3 separate regions of the Homo sapiens genome follow, and all the other regions are linked to region 3. The links are chromatin loops, found by intact Hi-C in ENCODE. Cell type or tissue: heart right ventricle. All regions are shown on one strand. Region 1 overlaps SUSD4 (sushi domain containing 4). Region 2 has its middle 23 kb from the start of DISP1. Region 3 overlaps TLR5 (toll like receptor 5).

What was found. Hi-C counts contacts between places; a loop is a spot of excess contacts. Peaks named below come from ENCODE experiments on the same cell type or tissue, not always from the same donor. Only the 100,000 strongest peaks of a DNase experiment are listed, where the experiment ranks them.
Region 1: it touches region 3 in a loop (2.2-fold over the local background); 20 of 110 quality-filtered maps call a loop at or near these places.
Region 2: it touches region 3 in a loop (5-fold over the local background); 59 of 110 quality-filtered maps call a loop at or near these places.

What each region holds. Positions count from the first base shown.
Region 1 is chr1:223,339,152-223,347,151 of GRCh38, reverse strand. All of the region lies in intron 2 of SUSD4 (sushi domain containing 4), which reads left to right. Among named protein-coding and RNA genes, the nearest start is that of SUSD4, 21 kb to the left of the region's middle. RefSeq lists a silencer at 4,948-5,125 and an enhancer at 5,616-6,116. In heart right ventricle, no CTCF peak of the experiment used is centred here; DNase peaks (open chromatin) are centred at 2,448, 3,236 and 5,833; H3K27ac peaks cover 1,089 bases.
Region 2 is chr1:222,788,406-222,796,405 of GRCh38, reverse strand. No RefSeq gene overlaps it. Among named protein-coding and RNA genes, the nearest start is that of DISP1, 23 kb to the left of the region's middle. In heart right ventricle, CTCF peaks have their summits at 1,390, 1,631 and 3,471 (motif pointing left); no DNase peak of the experiment used is centred here.
Region 3 is chr1:223,129,186-223,137,185 of GRCh38, reverse strand. TLR5 (toll like receptor 5) reads left to right here. Exons shown (of 6, transcript NM_003268.6): 3 at 1-8; 4 at 2,322-2,504; 5 at 4,547-4,711. Among named protein-coding and RNA genes, the nearest start is that of TLR5, 10 kb to the left of the region's middle. RefSeq lists enhancers at 7,448-7,637, 7,778-7,907. In heart right ventricle, CTCF peaks have their summits at 3,345 (motif pointing left), 7,483 and 7,691 (motif pointing right); DNase peaks (open chromatin) are centred at 3,305 and 7,705; H3K4me3 peaks cover 1,573 bases; H3K27ac peaks cover 581 bases; H3K27me3 peaks cover 326 bases.

The DNA.
Region 1 (8,000 bases), 210 kb before region 3:
TATTGCTTATTGCTTGCCTGTATCAAAACATTTCATGTACCCCATAAATATATGTACCTGCTATGTACCCACAAAAATTAAAAAGCATTTTTTAAAAAAGAAAAATAACATTCACACAGAAAAAAAAAGTAGGAGCTTAATAGACATTTGTTGAATGAAAAAAAATATTTGTGAAATTTCAACAGGACGAAGTGAACTGCAGGGGGTTTTAGCAGAAAGAACATGAACATGGGCCTTGCTGGGGCAAGCATAAGATAGGTTCATGGCCAGGGAAGGACTGACTTTGGCCTGGACCAAGGGCATGTTTTGGAGACAGACCAGCAATATAGCAAGAAATGTAGTAACAATAGTAATAATATTAATGGGTAGCATTTATCAATTACTTGTTCATACCAGGCACTTTTGAAGTGCTTTACATAAATGAAGTCACTGAGCCTCACAGCAGCTTTATGAATTAGGTACCGTTTTCATTCCTATTTTCATATGAGGAAACTGGGGCAGAGAGAGGCTAAAGGGTAGGTTGAGGGTCCTAGAATTAGAAGTGGTGGGGCTGGGTCCCAAATTCAAGCCATCTGGCCCTGGAGCCTGCTGAGGTATTCATCTCTCCTTGCCTCACTGCTTCCAGGCTGGGGGGCACTCAGCCATGGGAGTTTGGGATGTAACACCGTGGATGGATTTGCCAGCTAACGTCATCTGCTTTTCCTCTTTGACCTTCTTTCTGCAGTACGCCTTGAACCCTAGCCCAAATGTGGTTAAGCCCAGAACCTCAAGAGAAAGGAAATCATAAATAGGAAAATGAATTTCCTAATCTTTGAAAACTATTTTCTTCTTATTGATTCCTCAGGAGGCCATCGACGAGCCACTGAGAGTTTCTGAACGGAGGAGCATGTTTAAGTCATACGTTAGGGTTTTGGTTCTCAAATGGGGTGATTTTGTCCCCCAGGGGACATTTGGCAATGTCTGAAGACAATTTTGGTTTTGGGGTAAGCGGATGGAATAGAGGGTGTGTGCTACGACTGTCTAGAGGGTGGAGACCAGGGATGCTGTGAAACATCTTAAAATGCACAGGACGGCCTCTACAACGGAGAATGATCAGCCTCAAGTGTCCGTAGGGCTGACTCTGAGCAACCCTGCCCTAGGGTGATTGGCCTGGCTGCTGCAGTAGGCAGGGGAGGCTGAAGGGAGACATGGAAGCTAGTAGCCAGGAGGAGGAGCTCCAGGTGAGAGGTGCTGAAGGCCCGGAGGAGGTACTGGCAGCAGAGAAAGCCAGGGTGCACATTTCAAAGGCTGAATTCTGGAGGGCAGAGGGCAGACCAAGGAAGATGTTGCAGCCAGGGGTTTCTAGTGTAGGCATGAGAGAGAAGAAGCATGGAGTCATTAACTGCAATGGAGATGTCAGGAAGAAAAGCTTATTTTAGAAAGATGATGAGTTTGGTCTTAAGATACTTAAATTTTGACATGCAGGTGGAATTGCCCAGCAGGCATTTGAGAATAAGTGATAGAAAGCCGGACGTCGGCGTTATAAATGTGATGTAGGAACCATCTCATGGGCAGCGGTAATTATAATCAGTGTTCAGTAGTGGTCCTGGGAGAGGACTGAGGGACACAGGGACTGTGAGGGATCCCCCTGAGGGATGCAGGAGAGGGAGCGGCAGGGCCTGGATCTGAACCCTGGCTCCATCTCTTAATAAGCGCATGATCAGAGGGAGCGTCAGGGCCTGGATCTGGACCCTGGCTCCATCTCTTAATAAGCACATGATCTTGGACATGTCCTTGAACCTCTCTTTGCCTCAGTTTCCTCACAAGATACCAAGAGAATATTCACAGAGATTGGTGGGGAGCCAAGATACAGCATTACCAAAGCCAGGGATGTGAGGGTTTCAGAGAGGGGGTTAGTGGTGCGGACCTCTGAAGGGGTTGGGGGGATCCATGAGAATGAAAGACCACCTCGTGTTCTCAGCTCATGAGTGACTTTGGGGACAGCATTTTCACTGTATGTTTGTGAGCACCACTTCAATGTAAGTTATCCTCACTGGTGTTACCACAATGTCCAATTATCTATTTTCTTTACAGTGTGTGACAGGAATAGTGTATATGTAGACTTAATAACAAATTACTTATATTAACTTTAGTTTTCCCTTAAGTAAGAGCAATGAGCTGTAGAGAAGGAGAGGGTAGATAAGTTATAAATGAAAGTGAAGAGAGGCCAGAGAGGAAGTTTCGATTATTTCTGCAGAATCTGTTTTTCTTTTAGCTTCCAAATTCCCAGCCTTGAACATAACAAGGAGTGCTAAATGTTCTGAACTCAGGAAAACTGTCCAGATGGGCCCAAGGAAGCAATCTGCCTACCCTCCACGTGTACATATCATGTTAGGGCGGCCTGCTTGGATTTAGGAAGAGCACACTCAGTCCCCAGTGGGAAATGTCCATCCCGATTAAATGAGGGCTGCGGAGTGTGGAAAACATGAGAAGTGGTGGAGAGTTTTTCTGGAGTTGAAGTTTGAGTCTCACTGTGACCAGACTGAACCTACTGAACCCACACTGATAAGGAAAGCGAACATTGTCCTTGGCAGCCCTTCAAGGCTAAGCTTTTCTCGGGGGTGAGCAGTCCTTGAGCAATTCCTTCAGTGCATTAAGTGCAAAGTGGCTCTTCCCTTAGCTACAAATAAGCAGACCACTGTTATTCTCAAGAAAGGAGACCCCAGGAGAGTGCAACATCAGCACAGCCTTACCATGTTCACTGCGCCAGGCAGGTGGAGGTAATTGAACACTCACAAAATTTATTTTTGTGTGAGACACTCATCTGAGAGGCTGGGTGCCATTTCCACTCTATCCCTAGCACCCGACAATGTTGCCTCCCTAGATCTTGCTTATCTTGTACACCATGTATGCCAAACACATCACCCATCTCTTTGAAATATTGTCAGAATGATCTTTGCTGTGCAGTATTAAAACCTGCAAATGCCCTTGCTCCGTTTTCTTAGGTGGTCAGGCTGTCTGTATATATTTATTGAGAAGACAGTTCTGAAGGCTAAGCATAGACAGGTTTCTGAAAAATTATGACTCACATTCCATTTTAACTGTTTTTGGGAATCTAGCTATTTAGTGGAAGTCTCAGGTTTTCCTAAAGTGCTGTGTGCTCATACATTTAGTTTTTATTTCCTGAAAATGGCTAACTTGGGACTTGGAGGTGGCTCAACAGAGGTTGACACGTTGGTTTGGATCTGGGCCATGTTCTCGTACTCTGTTGGTGGTGGAAATAAAGCTGGAAGGGTGGAGAAGGGTCAGGGAGAAGATAAGGAAAGGGAACACACTGTGGTTCCTACAGCAGTTGCACAGGGACTTCACGGGTTTACAGAGGGAAACCATAGCTAGGTTTAAGCTTTTTCCCTTATTAAAAGCAGCTATATATATGCAGATGTATGCATATTCATTGTTGAATTTTTTAGAAAATATGGATGAGCAACGTTAACAAAATAAATGTCACACTAACCCTCTGTTAGAAAAGTGATGTGTGTCTCTTTTCTATATATCTTCATTCTCCCCCCAAATAGTATATAGACATTGTTTTGTTACCTACTTGTATTACTTAACAATATATCATATTTTTATTAATCTTTTAAAAATAAATCTTTTAGAGCATCATTGTAACTCACCGTATTGTATTCTATTTTGTGCATACCCTATAATTTTTTTCACCATCGTGCTGCACATGCACTGGTCAGCAAAAACAGAGGCAGTTTGTCCAGTGGGGGAGATAAACAATCCAATAATCACAAAAATAAGTACAAGCTGTAAAAAGTGCCATGAAGGAAAGCAACTTAGCTTTGAAAGAGCTTATGAGGGAGAAGAAGGAGAATCTCACTTGGTCCAGCTGGGCGGGGTGCTCAAGGAAGGCTTCCGGTAAAAGTTAGCTTTGCGTGGAGAGGTGATAGATTTGAACCAGGTGAAGATCAAGGGAGAGTGTGTTCTCAGTGGAGGGAACAGCCAGCACAGAGGTCTTCTGTTGGGAGGTAGCATAGAATGTTCAAGAACCTGAAAGAAGGCCAGTGTGCCTGGAGTGTAGAGAGCCTTCCTCTTTTTATTGGCTATTTGTGTTTATTGTTTTGAATTCTGGGCTTATGTTCTTTGTCTGTTTTTCCGCTAATGTTTTTATCTTTTTCTTATTCATTTGTAAAACTCTTTTCAAATATTTGACCTTTCACATATCAACAATGTTCATTCTTGCAGTTTTTACTGGCCTTTAATTGCATTGATGATAATGCAGTCAACTTTTTTTCTCTATGGTTTCTGCCATAGAGAAACCGGTATTGGTATTAGGCTTAGAAAGTTTTTGCCAACCCAAGGTTATTTACATAGTCACCTGTATTTTTCATATTTTATTTGTTATACTTAAACATTTAGTCAATTTGCGTGCTGGGAAATGTAAGGATATTGTTAATTTTTATCCAGATGGTTAGCCAATTGTACCAACAGTATTTATTGAATAGTCTATCCTTTTCCCAATGTTTTGAAATAACACCCTCATAATATACTAACATTGTATAGATATTTGGGTCTGTTTCTTGGCCTTCTGTTATATTCCATTGATTTGATGTCTCTTCCTGTGCCAGAACCACACTATTTTACTACTTGTACCTTTTAAAATCAGATAGAGCAAATCCCCACTCATTACTCTTCATTTTCAAAATGTTCTCAGCTAGTCCTATGAAATCACTCTTCCAGATAAATTGTGGAATCATTTTGTTAATTTTGTAGATTAATTTGGGGAGAAGGGACATCTATTCAATAATAGTATTCTCAGAAAAATGGCAACCCTCTCCATTATTTTAAATCTCCTTTTGGGTTCCTGGGTAGAAAGAACATTTTTAAAGACAACATCAGCCCTGAGGACATTGCAGTTTCATCTACAAAATATCACTGACCTAGAGAACATGACTTCAGTGAACACTAGAGAAACAGTAGGACACTGAGGGCCCTTTGAGGATCTCTGTCTTGGGTACCCAGGCCCCCGCCTGTCCTCCTAGCCCTGGTTTCACTGTGGCTGTGGTCCACCAGGGCAGACCTCAGCCATGACTAGGAAGGAAATAGGAAAGGCAAGGGATGTTTATTTTTGGAGACTCGTCTGGGCTGGGCACCCTCCTCAGTGCTTTGCCTGTTGCCTCATTTACACTCGACGTGACCAGCCAATGAGCGATCTTTAGCTCTGTTTCATACCAGACTCTGAGGCCCCGAGAAGTTACTTAACTTGGCGCAGATGGGGGTGGTGATAGGCAAGCAGGAGGCATGGTGGTCTCTGTTGGCAGATGGGTGAAATGGGTTTGTACCCAGGCCTCTCCAAGCACAAAGTCCGCCTCTTTCCATTCTCTTCTTCAGGCTGGGAGACACACCCACCCTCACCACTGGTCACTAACTGGGAAGGGGGAGTTGGGAGCACCCCTGTGGTTGTAGCTGCGTGTGCAGTTGTTTTGGTGCCTGAGGCATGGGGGAGCCATGCTGATTGTCCCTCCGTTTGTGTATTTAAAACAAGACCTGAACCTGAGAACACTTGGGTGCCCCGTCAGTGGATCTGGAGACCGCTGGCATTTCTGCATCGGGTGTTCTGCGTGGGGGAGCTTGATGGGAGCCGGCCCCTTCTGCTTCCCACTCAGCCTTCACAGCTGGAAGGTGGATCTGGGGAGGACAGAGAGGGGGTGGGTGGGAGGTGGGACCCTCTCCAGGCTCTGCTGGCGGCAGCTGCCCTGCCTCGTGTGGAGCCTGGGCTAGAGAGATGCAGCCGTGGCTTTGCTATTTTTAAGCTGTCCGCTATGCTCTGGTGGAGGCTGCCCGCGTCAGATGCTGAATCATGATCCAGCTTGCTAATTGCAGCAGTGCCTGTGGACTGCCAAGTACCCAGACAGGCATCTGGCTCTGCCTTTCGGGTTCCCATGTTATAGTGGGGGACAGATGGGCACCCCATGACAGGAGTACCAGGCAGGCCCAGCACCATCACAGTTCTTGTTACCTTTGGGCTTCATAAAAAATTTACAACAGCAGCAACAAAAAGAAAAATAAAAACACCTCCCCAAAGAACACCAGATTATTACAGTATCTGTTTCGAGAGGAGGAAGAAAGCTTTAGGACTTTCCATATCAAACATGTGTATTTTAGCAATCAAGGTGCTTTTATTCTCTCTTAGAACAATCGGCACCTAACATGCAAACCACATTAAACGAATATGTGTAACACAGAGGGAATTAGGTGGATGAGGTCAAGTGTGTCTTTTTCTAGAGGTCAGTTTCAGCTAAGTGCTTACTATATTTCTGAAACAATAGAGATTTAAGAGATGTTCCTCCGGGGAGTTCAGCAGCCTTTGACATACTCTCTATCAGTGAGGGCCTGTTTGCATGTGTTCTGTCTCTCTGACTACCTGTCTAACTAGATCACAGGGCTGAGAAGGGACACATTTCCCCTCCTGTGGGAAAGAGCTCACCTGACCTCTACCTGGATCTTTTGCCTGGAGCCTCTAAACCCAGCTCCCCAGCTGTCAAAGCAGGCTGAATATCATGACTGCGGACAGAAGCTGCTTTTGGATTAGCAGGGATGGAAAGGACTGCGTGTTGACAGCTCCTTCCTTACCTTTGATTGTGGCACACTACTCTCAAAGCCTTCCCTTCTCCAGGACACTTTTCCTGTCTCTTCTCTAACACAAAGGTGACTCATTTTTCATTGCAGCTGCAGCATGGAGTGCTGGCCCAGCTCTGCACCCCAAGCAGAGGTCTCACTGGGTCAGGGCATCTTTTTGTATCTATCAGATGCCCATCTGTGCCCTCTGCCCCCTCAGAAGAATGGACAGGCCAGTGCCTGGATTCTTGTCTGTTCCAGGAGATGGGACCAATTTCACAAGAGCTGAGCTGTCTGAACAAAGAAGTGATGGGCACACATGAGCCTCCCTAGTTCTCAGACAATGGGGTGTTTAACTTCTGGGTGTTATTCTGCTTTTTTCAGGGTGCTGGGCCTAGACTGAAGCCCATGGCACCAGCCACAATGCTCCTGCAGGATTTGGCTGCGTGTGGTCTTTGTCAGGGAATGCGATTGGAGCAGCTGCTTCCAGGGCTTGATTCCCCACAATTCTTCCTGGCCTGTTGTGTAAAGGAGACGGCTTTAAGGAGATAAGGAGATAAGGAGTTGAGTGTCGTGGTTCTGCCAGAGCGGAGCCGGTGGAATGAGAGCCCCCTTTTCTTCAACTTGGCAAATTAGTGTCTGCCTTTCAGACTGTTGGAAACAGCTCAGTGTGTGTAAGCGGAAAAGTGGTCGGTGGGCCTCAGGCCCAGCCAGTCCTGGGGGAGCCGGGGCCCAGCCTTCTGCTTCCTGAGGGGCCTCAGGTGTATACACATGAAGCTTGTTGAGTTAGTGGTGTCTGAATGCCTCAGAAATCTCTAGGGAACTTCTGCAAAGACGATTCCTCGGCCTTGCCCCCATAGACGCTGAGAAGGTAGATCTGGGAGGATCACAGAAATCATACCATTAAAAGGTGTCGTGAGATTCTGATGGGTGGCTCTCTAGGTTTGCTAACCCTGCTGCAGTGACTCCCTCAGTCTCACACCAGATCTGACAGGGACCTGGCGGGGGCAGGGATTAGACTTTGGGAGCATGGCAGGTGAGAAGGGAGATGGCGGGTTGGAGGGATGGGTCCCTCTGTCCTGTCCCACCCCTGCCCCGCTGGCTCATTCTCTGCAGGCAAATGTATACAACCTCTCCCCTCTCAAATGAACCTTCCCTTGATCTTGGCCCTGCCCTGACATTTTCCTCCCTCCACAGCTGAGCTCCTAGAGATAATAGTCCACATTTAGTCTCTTTCCTCATCTCCGACTCACTGTTCAACCCACAGCAATATGGTTCCACCCCCATCGTTCCTCTGAAATTATCCTGGTAAATGTCACCTTCAGAGACACGCAAACACCAAACTCATGTGCACAATGGGTCTTGCAGTTCTCCTCTTTCTCAGCCTCTTTGTAGCA
Region 2 (8,000 bases), 340 kb after region 3:
CTACTTGGCTAGGCAGGATGAACTTGTCTCACACTACTGACCTGGGTCCCATGCTTGTCAAGGATGAGTCAGGCGTGGAATGGTGAGGGGTGTGTGAATGAATCTGTGGTCCGGCCACTGCGCCCAGACAGACATGCTGGCTGCTGCAGTGGGGTGGGCAGCACCAGGTGCTGGCATGGGTGCTGGCTCTCTGAGAAGCTGCAGCTGAACCAGACGCAACACAAGTAGCTCATCATGGCTGGCACTGGGGAATATGGTGGCACCTGGAAGCTTGGAGATCCCAGGAACTGCAGGGCTTTAAAGAGGGAGTCACAGCCCTGGCTCAGGGAGCTCCAAGGTCTGGGATCCCCGAAGGGCCACAGCTCATCTCTCCTTTTCTTTGCCTGCAACATGGCAAGCAAGGGGCATGTTTCAGCTCTGTTTGCATTATAGCTCTTTTAGCCCCGCCATTCAATGGGTCCTGAGTTCTTGTCCTGTGACGAGGAAGAATGAGGTATGCAGACAAGTGGAGAGTGGGTAAGATGAAGCGGAGCTTTATTGAGTGATAGAACAGCTCGGTCTCCCACAGAAGGCAGCGCCTTTCTGTAGCTATGGTGTCCCATTGGCGAGTGTTCAGCTCCTGGCAGAGAGGAGACCCTGTTGTAGGAAGCTCCTCTCTGCAGACAAGTTATACCATTTTCTCTGCAGCTCTCAGCAGAGAGGAGTCCCTGAAGTGGGTAGCTCCTCTCTGCAGCTGTTCATCCCAATGTCTACTCAGCTCTGGATGAACCCAGGACTTTTATGGGCCTCAGAGGGGAGGAAGTGTGTGCCGATTGGTCCACAGGTGGCCATGGGTGGGCCGGGAAAAGGCACCAGGAGTTCCTACTCTGGTTCATGGGACTAGCAGTCCAGCCCACAGTCTTCAGGCCCTCCCTAGCCTGAATGTGGGGCCTCACCAGGGACCTGCCCACTTCTGCCCAGGAACCTGTCTGCCTTCAGCTGCCATCCATGGTATCCAGGCTGTAGTTGCCAAGGGGCACCTGCAGGCCAGTGCAGAGCTGCCCTTAGCCACCCTTGGCTTCCTTCCTATGCTTGTTGGTGCCCAAAGTCCAGAAGTGGCTGAGATGGCAAGAAGCTGGCATGTCAGCACTGCCCCAAGAGTGTGCACACTTGGCTGGGCTCCAACAGTGCCTGGGCTCAGCCTGACTTTGCTTCAAGATAGAAGCAGGTGCCTACAGCAGAGAGAAGCCAGGCAGTGGGAGCAGGCACTTCCAAGCCTGTGAGGGTAGGAGGAGGCCTTCCAGGGCCCCTAAGAGTGTAGAGATGCCTGGGTCTGCAGCCACAGTTTGGGCGGCTACAGCTGTGGGGGTGGAGGAGGGGCAGGAGGGGAGGTGGCTCCTGCCTGCTCCATGGAGCAGGAGGCCTGGATCTGCAGCCCTGGTTTGGGCAGCTGAAGCTGTGCATCAGAGGTTGGAGCTCCCACCTGCTCCCGGGCCCCAAGAGCACAGGGATGTCTGGGTCCGCAGCTGTGGCTTGGGCGGCTGCAGTGGCATCCAAGGAGCTCCTGCCCCAACTCAGAATGGGTGGGGCTCCCACTTCTCCCCAGTTCCTGCTGGCTTCATGGAGTGTGCAGCCCTGGCTGCGCCTCCCTGCTGCAGCTGGCATGATGGCAGCGGTTGCTACAAATGGCCTGCCACTGCCATCAACTGGAAGTCCAAGATCAAAGTGTTGGCAGGTTTGGTTTCTCCTGAGGTCTCTTTCCAGACTTGCAGATGGCTGTCTTCTTTCTCTCTGTGTCCTTACGTCACCTCTCCTCTGTATGTGTGCATCCCTGGTGTATCTCTCTCCTTTTACAAGAGCACCAGTCCTACTGGATTGGTGTCCTACCCTCATGACCTCATTTAACCCCTTTACCTCTTTAAAGGCCCTATCTCCTAATACATTCTAAGGTACTGGCGGGTAGGGTATCAACATATGAATTGGGGATGGGCACAATTCAATCCATAACACTTATTTAGTAATCTTCTGCTTATCATGAGGGAAGGGATCTGGTCTTGTTCATATCTCTACTCCATGTGCCTTAGTCCAATGCATGGTACATAAACATTTCTTAACCCACTTTTTGTTGATTTAGAGGTAGAGTGAAGACTATGGAGGTTGAAGTCAGGTGATGGAGAGATTTAGATGCTAAGAATAGGAGTTTAAATGCTTAGAATAAAGAAAGGGGCTGGGGGTTGTATGGTGAGAAGTACTATTCAAGAGAATTACTCTGTCAGCAATGTAGAGGATTTGTTGGAGGTAAGAGGAAAAGGAAGCAGGAAATTCTATCACTGTGGCCCAGGCCAGGGGCACTGAAGACCTGTTCCAAAGCTTGGATGTGACAATTGATTAGGAATGGAAGCAAAGGAGAGGAAGCAGTTCAAAAAAAAAAAAAAAAAGTTTGGGTTTTTAAACTTTATTTATTTTTAATTGACAAAAATAATTATGTGCATTTATGAGGTACAACATGATGTTTTGATCCATGCACACATTGTAGAAAGGTTAAATCCAGCTAATTAACATATCTAACATATCTATCACTTCATCAATTTATCTTTTTTCTTGTGAGATGTTAAAAATCTATTATTTTAACAGTTTTGAAATACACAATACATTATTATAGATCATTGAAACGTATTCCTTCAGTCTAAACTGAAACCTTGAACCCTTTGATCAACATTCCTTCGCTTCTCCCACCCTTCTCCCCCTCACCAGCCGATGGTAACCACAACCATCTTTCTGCTCACTGTTTCTATGAAATTTACTTTTTTAGATTCCACATATAAGGGAGATCACCCAGTATTTGACTTTCTGTGCCTGGCTTATTTCACTTAGCATAACTGAGATTTTTGAGCTTGATGACTTAAGAGAACAAGTCATGTTTCCATTCAAGTCAAAAGGTGGTGCTCAGGATGAATATGATGAGTTTGAGAAGCAGTTCAGCTACATGGATGCTACCTGAGAGATTTTCAATGTGGGAAACGAAAAGACAAGTTTAGTTCCTATTGCAAAAAAAGTTGAAAATGTGGGTCGGTTGTCCAAGAAAGAGCCGTAAGAGTAAGCTGCATGGTGGTCAAAACTTTGGCTGTTTTATTCACTCTTGTATACTCAGCTCCTAGTCAATGTCTGGCACATATATAATGTTCAATAAATATTTGTTGAATAGATGAAATAGGGATTGAGGAGTGATCTGCATTGCAGGCACTGCAGTGAGAGAGATGGTTGTTAAAATCGAAGGCATGAAAGAGGAAAAAGAGGGGAAGCAAGGAATAAGGCCAATTACTCCTACTTGACTTCAAATTATTTCTCTGCAAATTATGTGAAACACAACAGATAATTCTTATCAAAATCAAATAGAGAAAAATCAATCTCAGTACCTCTGCAAAAAAATACAGGCATTTGGGGGTGGGCAGGGTGTTGATAATGTGTTATCAAATAGCAACACCTAGTGATCAGTTCCGAAAACAACATGGGGATTTTTCAATGAGTTTTTTAGTGAAGTTTTTCATAGAACTCAGACATGCAGAAAAGGAAACTTATCGAAATTGACCAGTTTTGCAGGTGGTAGTAACAATGATAACTAATATTTGTATGACACTTAATAACTTATAAAATGCTCTCTTATACTTTATCTCATTTGATAACAGATGAATATTGTGGTAGAATAAAGGTGAGGTTGATGTAGAGAAGATGGTTGGGGTCTGGGCTACTTGTTATGATTGAATCCAGCACAGTGGCAGGCAGCCAAAGAGGAAGGTTTGATTTCTGAACAGGTTTTACTCCAACAATTTACCATAGAGTGTACGCAGGTCCTCCATCTCTGCCTTTCATTGCAGAAATGGTGGGTTATAAGCAGTGGTAGGCAAGAAAAGGGGGATTTAAAGAAGCATCTCTAAGGAGAGCCATGCAGCTACACACACACACACACACACACACACACACACACACACACGAATACGAACACATACGCATATATATGTGCACACGCACGCACGCGCACACACACACACCCTTTCTCCCTCTACCCACAGGTGAAAACTTAATCCAATTTGTCAGACCCTCTTGTTGATTTCCATTTGAACCTCATCAACCTTTTTAAATTTTCCTACTCTCAGTCCCTGAATCCTGAACTGCAGAGGCTGACTGCTCTGGGACTTGAATGCCAGTTCCAACACTTCCTTACTGCCTGACCTTGAACAAATCACTTAATCTTCTGTGTCTCAGTTTCACCACCTATAAAATGGGAGTAATAACAGAACCTACCTCCTAGGTTTGTTACGAGGTTTAAATGTGTTTGTATCTCAAGCACTTAAAAATTCCTATCTTATAATAAATATTAGCAATTACTTTTCTATCATCATATTCTAACTATTTATTTACATTTGATGCCTTTTTCCCTAAACTTCAGTTTCCTTGAGTATAGAATACTTTTTCCTTTTTTTTTAGAGATGAGGTCTCCCTATGTTGGCCAGGCTGGCCTCTAACTCCTGAGCTCAAATGATCCTCCTGCCTTGGCCTCCCAAAGTGCTAGGATTACAGGCATGAGCCACCATGCCCAGCCTCTTGAGTATAGAATATCGTTCATCTCTGAAACCCTAACACTTAGGTATGGCACATAGTAGGACTAGGTAAGCAGTTAGCTTCAGAGATTTCAGAGGAATAGCAGGATGTCTGAAGAGTTTCCTGGAATATGGTGCTATTTAAAGCAGGTCATATTAGGGGACCCAGGCAGGCTGTCCAGTCTAGAATTCTTAGCTGTCCTTAACTTGTGAATGGGCAGTCTTGGGTAGGCTAAAAAGGCACAGCAACAGAAATTGGAAGGGGATCCACGTACAAGAACTAAGGATAACATGGGCAAGATGACTCAGGATTCAGGAACAGGACAGAAACTTTGATAACAGAATTGGAGCAAATCCAAGGCTGGACTCTCACTGCATCTTTCCTGGATAGATTTAATAGTCTCGTAAGTCTCCCTTTTTCAATTATTTCTCACACTGCCACCAGAGTCAGCATTCTAACACTCTGATTATGCCATTTCCTTGTTCATAAATTAAATGTTCAGTGGCCCACTGTGTCAGCCATTGTCTCATTTTCAAACTCCTCTTCTATACTCAGTTTGGTGCTGCTGGGATCAGGACTTTGCAAACCACTTTTCTGTTTGCCAGCTGGCTCCAAGCTAGACTCTGCCAAGAGAGGTTGGTAGAGGGAGACTGCGAGGCTGGAGAAGAAAGAAGGAATTTTTTTCTGCTTCCTGTCAGTCTCACCCTAGTAATTCTTCTTCACCAGGCAGCAGCAATTAGTTTAGTCCCAGTACCAGCACTTGGTTCCAGTTGGCAGTTTTTCCAACACTTATAGGGGTAGCCTGATCATCGTGCCTCCTTCAAGACACCAGTAGCAGCCAGTCCATCCCCACCATATCCAGAGGTCCAGGTCTCAGCCCCACAGGGCCTTTCCTCTGAGCTCAGAGACACTAACACTCCAAGGTCTGAGCTTTAGCTCTGCAAAGTTCTTCTTCCAAACTTATAAGTGTTTTCGCTTTGTTTAAATATTGGTAAACATGTAACATGAAACTTACCACCTTCACCATTTTTAGTGTGCAGTTCAGTGGTGTTAAGTACACCCACATTATTGTGCAGCCAATACCCAGAACTCATTTCATCTTGCAAAACTGAAACTCTATACCCATCAAGTAATGACTCCCCATTTCCTCTTCCCCCCCATATTAATCCATTTTTGCACTGCTGTAAAGAACTGCTTGAGACTGGGTAATTTATAAAGAAAAGAGGTTTAATTTACCTACAGTTCTGCATGGCGGAGGAGGCTTCAGGAAACTTACAATCGTGGTGGAGGAGGAAGGAGGCACGTCTTACATGGCAGCAGGCGAGAAAAGAGCAGGGGAAACTGCCACTTATAAAACCATCAGATCTTGTGATAACTCACTCACTATCACAAGAACAGCATGGGGGAGACTGCCTTCATAATCCAATCACCTCCCACCAGGTCCCTCCTCCACACGTGGGGATTACAGTTAGAAATGAGATTTGGGTGGGGACACAGAGCCAAACCATATCACTCCCACAGGCCCCTGGCAACCACCATTTCTGTTTTCTGTTTCTATGATTTTGACTACTCTAAGTACCTCACATAAGTTGAGTCATACAATATTTGTCTATTTGTCCCTGGCTTATTTCATTTAGCATAATATCCTCAAGCTTCATCCACCTTATAGCATGTGTCAGAATTTACTCTCTTTTTGGAGTTGAACAATATTTCATTGTAGGTAATTAAAACGTTTATCCATGCATTCATTGATGGACACTTGGGTTACTTCCATCTTTTGGCTCTTGCAAATAGTGCCTCTATGAACATGGGTGACATAGTTTGGCTCTGTGTCCCCACCCAAATCTCATGTTGAATTGAAATTTTCGCTTGTCAGGAGAGGGGCCTGGTGGGAGGTGATTGGATCATGGGTGTGGATTTCCCCCTTGCTGTTCTCATCATAGTGTTCTCACAAAATCAAAAAATTTTAAAACACAAAATAGTTTAAAAGTATGGCACTTCCCCCTTCTCTCTCTCTCTCCTACCACCATGTGAAGACCTGTCTTGGTTCCGTTTTGCCTTCTGCCATGATTGCAAGTTTCCTGAGGCCTCCCCAGCCATGCGGAACTGTGAGTCAATTAAACCTCTTTTCTTCATAAATTACCCAGTCTCAGGCAGTTCTTCATAGCAGTGTGAGAATACAATGTGTGTACAAATATCTCTGAGTCTCTGCTTACAGTTCTTTGGAATATATATCTAGCAGTGGAACTGCTACATACTAGGTAATTCTATTATATATTTTTTGAGAAACTGCCATACTGCTCCATACTTCCAAGTTTTAATAAGTCCATATTCTTCTATTAGTTTCCTAAGCTCTAGGGAACAAAGCTTCTCCCTGAAGCTGCTTCCTTTCTGATACCTTAGTTATTTTTAGTTCTTTAATACCTATTTAATAGTTAGTTGTATTAAGTTGCTGCTCTTAAAATAACAGTTGTGATTAGTCTTTGCTGGAGATTAATTTTGTGGGAGGTAAACTTTACAAATTAATATTTAGTTATAGAGTATTCAGATTGCATTATGACTGGATTTGAGGAACAATTAATAGTATTCTGATTGGATTCAGATAGCTGTGTCCACTATTATGTGACAAATCAAGGACAGGCCCTTCAGCACATCCTCCAAGGGCTTCTCATGCACTGGGCCACTCCCACTTGGCCCCAGATCAGTTTTCCAGCCATATTCTTCATTCACCCTACCTTCTGCTCCAATGAGACCTCTTCCCATTCTCCCCACAAAGTCTTCAGCCTGCTCACCCTATTTCCTCCTCTTACATAGGAACAGCAGAACAGATGACTGGGTGCACCTGTTAGGTGCTGGACACTGCGGTAAGTGCTCTCATGCATGTCATTTCATTTTTTACTCAGAGCAACCTTGTGTCTTAGTATGTTCGGTCTATTATAACAAATACCATAAACTAGGTGGCTTATAAACAGAAATTTATTTCTTGCAGTTCCAGAGACTAGAAGTCCAAGATCAAGGTGCCAGTAGATTTGGTGTCTGGTGAGGACCTGCTTTCTGGTTCATAGTACAGCACCTCCTGACTGTGTCATGATGAAAGGGGCAAGGAAGCTTCCTTGGGCCTCTGTTGTAAGGGCATTAATCCCATTCATGAGGGCTCTGCCCCAGTGACTCATCACCTCCCCAAAAGCTCCACCTCCTAATATTATCACCTTGGGGATTGGGATTTCAACATACAAATTTATCAGGGGACAGAAACATTCAGACGATAGCACCTTGTGTCATCATTTTCCTAATTTTAGTCATAAGAGAATTAAAACTCAGAGAGGTTAAGTGACTTTCCTATAGTCACACAGCTAATTAGTTTGACAGCCAAGATTCCAGCAGCCTTAATATCTTTTTCCAGTGCTATCTATTTGTCAAAA
Region 3 (8,000 bases):
CAAACCAGGTATCTCTCTGGACCCAGGTTCACTGTGGGTTGGACTAGCTTTAATAGTCAATAAGGCCAGGGACAATGGCACACGCCTGTAATTCCAGCACTTTGGGATGCTGAGGCGGGCACATCTCTTGATCCCAGGAGTTCGAGACCAGCCTGGGCAACATGGCGAGACCCACTTCTACAAAAAATAGAAAGATTAGCTGGGCATGGTAGCATGTGCCTGTAGCCCCAGCTACTTGGGAAGCTGAGGTGGGAGGATCACCTGAGCCGGGGGAGTTCAAGGTTGTGCCATGATCATGTCACTGCACTCTAGCCTGGGTGACAGAGTGAGACTCTGTCTCAAAAAAAAAAATTTAAAAAACAGTCAATAAATAATTTGATAGTCAACAAGCAATCTGCCACATGCAAAGTATTGCAAGGGACCAAAAAATATAAGCTATATGTCCCATCTCATTTACTCTTCATAACCATCCCATTTTACAGTCAGGGAAACTGTCTGGATTTGAACTCAGAAGACCATGATAAAGGCAAAATCAGAAGTCACTTTTAGTCCTGAGTTTCTGGGGTCTGAGATTCCTCCTCATCTTGGTCAGAGATATAACTGGGTTCAGATAGCTTCAAGACTACCTTTTCTTTTATTTCCCAACCTGTGAACCAAAAGGGTAGTGAGTGTGAATCTCTAGCATGCACAGATGTGCAAGAAATACTGCCTCTCCTCTATTTTCTAGATATTAATATTAGTTTAGAGCCTTCATCTCATCTGGCCAGCAACCATAGAAATCACCCCAGGTTGTGTCACTGTGTCACAATTTCAGATCTCTTATGCATTGCCAAGATCCCAGGGGCTCGGGTGCAGGTATCTCCTGCTCCCCCATCTGGTCCACTCGGGTTACCACTGAAGGCACTCTTGTGCCTGTCTTGCCTAGCAAGTCCTCACTGCTTCCAGACCACATAGCTAACTCACTGGGGTCCTGCCAGAGTCCTGTCTTCCTGGTGCTGACAGACCCCTTTTCCCTTCCTGTCTTCCTGTTTCTAGAAGCATGTCTCTCTGCTTTACCCATCAGCACACCCCACCCCTCTTCCCCCAACTTGGCAAAGACTTTGTGTCCCCAACCTAAGGCCCTGTTTGGAAAATCAAAGCCAGAAGAACTTGCAGGCTATTCCTGGTAGGGTTCTGACATATACCTGCCCTGGACCAATGACTAGGGAGCTGGCTACAGAGGTGGAGGTGAGCCTAGGAAAGCAGAAATACAAGGAGAGGGGGAAAAAAAAGTCAAATCTCAAAATATCTAGCCGCAGACATAAGCTCCTCTGAGGGTAATTTCTTGAGGGGGGAAAAAGTTGCTATTTAAAGCTAGGATATATGTGGTTCCATTTTTTTCATCGGTACATTAATAACATCATTTTCCACTATGTATCTTCAAGATCCGGTGTAACAGCCTTGCAAATTTGCCAGAATGAAGAAGGAATGTTCTGCTTCAGGGAGGATTGGCCCTGGTCTATGATTGCTGTCATGATGATACTCAGCAAGTTTCCTTAGATAACTTCAGAGTTAACAAGGATTTAAAAATGCTTCCATTTCAAACTCACCGTTATACATATGCAGAAACTGAGGACAATGAAAGTTAGAGTTGTCTAGGATACCCAGACTGTGGCTGAAGGAGGACTAGAACCGATATTTATCCTCTCCCAGCCCAGCATTTTTGCCATGGTCTCATGTATCTCGAAAGTAACCACCACTAGCAAGTTGGAGCCAAATCAACTAGCTGACTCCCTGCCCTGACTCAGAATGGAGCATAGCCACCCTGGGCAGCCTGCCCAGGCAGATTCCACATGCAGTAAACCTCCTTCGGGTCCCAGGACACTGGGCACAGGGTGGGGACCTGTGCTTCCAGCAGGGGTGCGCTCCCCAGCCTCACCTGTCCCTGCTTACAGTCCCTCAGGCAACACCAGTGAAATCATCTTCCTCTCAGGGCATCCTCATCCTGGCCTGAGTGCCCCCCACCTTTCCTTCTCAACCTCTTCAGGGCTTACCTTGCATCAGGGGGTGTCTCCAGCAGCTGCAGGGTGCATTGGATTTTATCTGCCTGGGAAGCTTTCTCTTGATTCCTTTGCTAGCCCAGCACAGACTACACATCCCTCTCAGAACAGTTCTCAAGTGTTTGATACTCTCTCTTCACATTCCCATTTCGTATCTAACTGATCAGGTTAATAGGGTTCCTAGTTGCCGGTCACCACCCCCACCCCAGCTGTTTCCAATTTACATCACACTCCAAATGATTTTTGCAGCGCTTAGCAGATTGTCTGTGTCATTACTTTCAGGGATGCTATACTGGACTTCCCTACTCTCATCTGCTCCAGCCCCCTGACCTTATAGTTGCCCAGCTTTCCTGGCAATTGACTTTGCCCATCAATACACAGGATTTAGCATCCAGGGAAGATGTCGGAGCCTCAGATGTTAATTTTCTAATTGAGAATGTTGGCGCTGTCCGAACCTGGAGACAGGTAGGGATGTTCACTTTCTGGGCGAGCCACCTTTTCCCGACGATTTTAAATGTTGTGCTAGTTGTTCGTTTTTAATAATCACTAAAAATTATTTCTTTCAATCAGATGCTTTAAAATTGTGTGCTAAAGAGTTATAATGTGCAAACAACGGGGAAGCCATTCTGTACCTAAACCATGTGTTTTCAACATAACTTTTCAGAGTATCAGCGCCTTTGCTTGCTGCTGTTTTTGCTGTTTTTTGATGCTGGGAACCACCACCTAAAGATAGTAAAGAAAACACAGGAAGCTTTCCGGTAACTCATGCTAAAGAAACACAAAATCACCCCAGTGCCTTGAGAAATTTCCTTTCCCTCTCTAACTTTCCCCTTCAGTGTTCTAAAGGGAAGGCGTTTCTGGTAAGGTGTAGTTGCGTAAATGATGGCTGCCTACTTCAGCAAGCAAGAACTGTTGGAGTATTAAGCATGGGTAACTGGATATTCTGGTTTGGGCACTGGAGGATCCCTGGAAGCCGGAAGCAGGCTGTTGCTGCCGGGGTAGGGGCGGCGGGGGTGGGAGGTAGAAACTTATTGCTGTGATTTTATAGGCAGTAAACTGATGCTTAGAGAGGTTCAGCACTCGCCCAAGCTCACACACCTACTAAACTGTGGAGCTAGGATTTGAATCCAGCTACAAATTTAGTTGTCATTGAAATGTCTAAATGCACTCTACTGCGCAAGCGATAGGAACTTCCCAGCGGAGCTCAGCTCAGGGACGCTTGCAGCTCCCCGCGCCCCGCTCGACTCTCCGGCCGCGGCTCCGCGGGCTCCTCCCCCTCGGTCCCTGCCCCTTTTGCGCCCTCTGCTGGTCTCTAGGGAAAGCGCATCTCCTGAAATCAGAAGTCGCACCCAAGCTGTCCCGTTTCCTTAGCTCCTAGTAAAGCGATATGACCCATCCATCCCCTCCTCCTCAAAGCCTCACATGAATCTTCTTTGAGGTACTCTCTGATGCTTCACTCTTCAGCGCTGAGAAAAATGGGGAGGAAGGGGAAGTGAATGTATTAGTATAGCCCCTTCTCAAAACCAATCGTGCAGCATCTTAGCCATGCCTTATCCTGGAAGAACGAGGCAGCTCACGTGGGCATGGGGGTAATGAGCAGGGAGGCAATTACAGACTCTTAGGTTCTCACCGCTAACAGTGTGGTCAGTGGACCAGCAGCAGCATCACGTGGGAGCCCGTTAGAAATGCAGACTCTCAGGTCCTTCAGCCACAGCCCTGATGAATCAGAATCACCGTTTCAAGGAGGTCTCAGGCGGGCCGTTTCAGGTTCCGAGCTCGCTTTGAGGCTCTGTGGATGTTTTGCAGCATATTCAATTTTGTTTTGTTCAAAGGTCACAGTGACAACTAAGTTTGCAGCGGGATTCAAATCCGAGCTCCACAGTGTAATAAATGTGAGATCTTAGACAAGTGCTTAACCTCTCTGAGTTAATCATCTATCAAATAATGAAAAGCACTATAAGCCAACTCTTCAACTTTCAGGACATTGTTCACCCGAAACCCGAAATCCAATAACTGTGCACTGTCTTCTAACACAGCCATAATTTACCTAGATGTACCGCTTAGAAATGTCTCACTCTCATAGTGACCTTAGTTCTATCTGTCCCTAGAGAGCCGCAAGACCATTTTGTCTGGAAGTTCTCTGCTCACTGGACAATAGGGACAGTGGAATTGTCCTCATCCTTGTGCTTGAGTCTTTGGAAACCAAATGACCCCAGAAATGTCATGAAAGAGATTTTTAGGTCCCAGAGGAACTGAATGGCTTAGACACCCACCTTCTGAACAAGAGGCTGGGCCAGAGATTTCTCAAGGTCCCAACTTCAACCTTGGTGTTCTGTCCGCCTTGATTTACAAAATGGTCTTGATCTTTTCCAATTAAAATTCCATTTAGTAGAGATACACAGAAAGTTTGCAATTCTTCCACAAGAAAACTGCTGTATGGCATAGAAAAATATCTACATAATATTTTTTGTTTCTTCTTCTTAATTAGCTTTCCTATTTTCCCTTAGGAAAACAAAAAGTCCTTTCTCCTGATTCACCAAAAAATAAAATACTGACTACCATCACTGTGATGAGATTCCTATAGTCTCAGGAACTGAAGTCTTTAAACAACCAGGGACCCTCTGCCCCTAGAATAAGAACATACTAGAAGTCCCTTCTGCTAGGACAACGAGGTAAGTGCTTCTGGTAAAAATGTGTCATAGTGTGTCTGTGTCTGTGTGTGTATGATACGTATATAAATATATGCATATTTGTACATATATATATACATATGTACAAATATACATACATATAAGGTCTCTCTGTCGCCCAGGCTGAAATAAAGCAGTGTGATCATAGCTCACTGCAGCCTCAAACTCTTAGGCTTAATGATCCTCCTGCCTCAGCCTCCCAAATAGCTCAGACTACAGGTGCACACCAGCATGCCTGGCTAATTTTTCTGTTTTTTGTAGAGACAAGGTCTCACTATGTGGCCCAGGGTGGTATAGAACTCCTGGGCTCAAGCAGTCCTCCCATCTTGGCCTCCCAAAGTGCTGGGATTACAGGCATGAGCCACCATGCCCAGTCCTGTCTTCAAAATATTAATGGAGAAAAATATTGCTGGGGTACTTAAGTTGTGCCAGGTACTACAGGGGGATCCTGCATGAATGAAACTGAGTGCCTGCCCCTCAAGACTTACAATCTAGTGGAGAAGGCATAATATAATAAAAATGCCATGATGGAAATGTACCCAGAATACCAGGGGACGGAGATAAAGAGTGCATATAGGCCAGGCATGGTGGCTCATGCCTGGAATCCCAACACTTTGGGAGGCCGAGGCAGGTGGATCGCTGGATCCCAGGAGTTCGAGACCAGTCTGGGCAACATGGTGGAACCCTGTCTCTACAAAACAAAAACAACAACAACAACAACAAAAATTAGCTGGGCATGGTGGTACAAGCCTGTAGTCCCAACTACTTGGGAAGCTGAGATGGGAGCATCACTTGAGCCCAGGAGATTGTGGCTGCAGTAAGCCCTGATTGCACCACTGCACTCTAGCCTGGGTAACAGAGCGAGATCTTGCCGCAAAACAAAAAAACAAAAACAAACTAGTGCACATAGAAGTGTGAGAAGTGCATGTAGAATTCTCATGGCAGAGGTGGCTTCTGAGGTGGCCTTTGACGGGGGAGTTGGAATGGGATGAGCAGATGAGACATTCACGAGCATTCCAAGCCCCAGGACCAGCCTAAGCTGAGAGAATGGGGATGAGGGCAGACTCTGAGAATGGCAAGTTAGATCTCGAGCACAAGGCAGTGATGGGATGCCAGTGTAGATACAGCCAGGAAGGCAGGGTGGCTGGAGTTTCCTGCTCTGTGAAATGAAAGGGTTCAAGCCCTGAGGGCCTCTCTAGTCAACCATTCCAGAATTCACTTAGAGTCTGTGGTGGGGACCCTGAGGTCATCCTGAAGAGTTTGAGTGATATGAGCATGAGGAGTCAGTGAAGACTTCTAATCAGAGTCATGCCCTAGGAAGCCCCCTCAGATAGTAAGTGAGGGGTGTGTGTGTCAGGGTCAGGCTTACTATGGGAGACTAGCAAGGTGGTGTCTCCCATATCTAGAGGGGAGGCAGTGGAGCCTTGCAGCCAAGCAGTGGCTGCAGAATTGGAAGAAGGGGAATGGATGCTGGAGGCATCCTGACGTGAAATTCACAGAACTGGCCACCAACAGCATTGATGCCCTGCTTAAAGCTTCTTCCAGCTGGGAATTAAGGAAACCAGAATGACCTCACCCTCCTGGTTAGATTTTAAGGATATATACACTAAAGACAGAAATAAGGATCCATGAGCAAAGATGAATATCAGGCAGTGTCTGACCAGTGAGAAAGGTCTCAGAATGGCTATAGCCCTAAATGCTCTGAATTTGGGGGAAATGCTACAAAGATGCAAAATGATTTTTCAAGCTCTGTTCAGATAAGGAAGAAGGAAGCAACAAGCTCACTCTCAGAAGCAGATGGTGCAATGGTATAATACTAGCAGATAACCACTCCCTGGCAGGAGAGAAGTGATGGCCCAGGTAGGAGAGAAAGAAGCAAGCAAGTGACGTGGGGCTGTTCTGAATCTGCCCAAGTCCTTCTCAGACCGGCCCATCCAAGGAACCCAGAGAACTGGCAGAGGAGCCCTCTGCACCTGGCAGCCTTTTCTGCAGGGCCACGAAGAGGGAGGGAGGCACCAGGCAGGATGTGAGCAAATTCATTCATTCAGCAGATATTTGCCAACATAATACATTCTAGGTGCTGGCAACACAGTGAGTCAAAGAGAACCAAACAATACCTGGCCTCTGGAACAAAATTCTGATTCACAAAAAGGGACACAGGTGGGCTTTTAAACCACAAACCAGCGAGCTTGACAACAACTGTGGACAAATTTCTAGAAGAGGTTTAGTAGGTGGTCTGCAGCTCTGTGGAACGGTGCGGGGATCCCTGTATGTCAGCTTGTGTTTCTGAATGGCCAGTCACAGAGAACTCAGCTTGTTTCCATCCTGACAGGGTTACCCTTTTCTAGCAACTCTAGGAATTTGGCAGGGCATTTGATAGTCTCTCAGGGTACGCCCCAGCCCCCACCCATTGCTAATGGAATAAAGACTGCACATAAAAGTGCACATAAAAGGGAAATTTAGGCTACACTTAATAGACGTGCTTTGTATTATGGAATCATAAAGACCTAGAGAGGCAAACAGACCCTAATGAGACCACCGGGCATCAGTAAATAAATCAACCGTTCTGCAGTGCACAGAAACCTCGTGTGCTGATTCTCTGAGTCCTCTTTAGAGAACAGTAGTTAGTTGTCAGACGTTTAGCCCGCTGTGTTAATCCCTGATGCTAATGACTGTTGCTGCTCAGGCGTGTGATGGCTCTGAGGAGAAACCTGGGTAGGAGCTCGCTTTCCATTTTGCCCGCATGAACGGACTGCCTGTTCCTGGCCGTGGAGTGCATTTTGCACTCACGTTTGCACGAGTGAGCTGCCCTCCCTCCCTGACCTTGTTGGCCTGAGTGTGACTGCCTGGGGCCCAGTCACACCTCCCTGACCCCAGTTTCCTCTCCCAGTGGCGCTGCTGGGTGCTGTTCCCCGGGACTGCGGCAGAGCCCTCCTCGCGGGCCTGACACGGTGTCCGGCCGCACGGATGACCGGTAGAGGGCAGCAGCGCGCTCCGGGTCGGTCGGGAGCAGGGCCTTCCTAGTCCAGAAACCGCGGCAGGTCCGCTGCTGAGGGCCAGGGCCTGGTGGGCTAGGGGCAAGAGCAACGTGGTGAACCGGTGGGCTCACTCTGCAGGAAGAAGAGAAAGAGGAGACGTGGAGAAGTCGTGCTGACCACATGGCGTATCGGACACTGCACATTTATGTGGGCCCCAATGTGCCTGGCGCATGGTTTCTGCGACAGGAGCCCAGCCGTCAGGTGTAGACGTGCAGGAGGCTGGCAGATGGGCT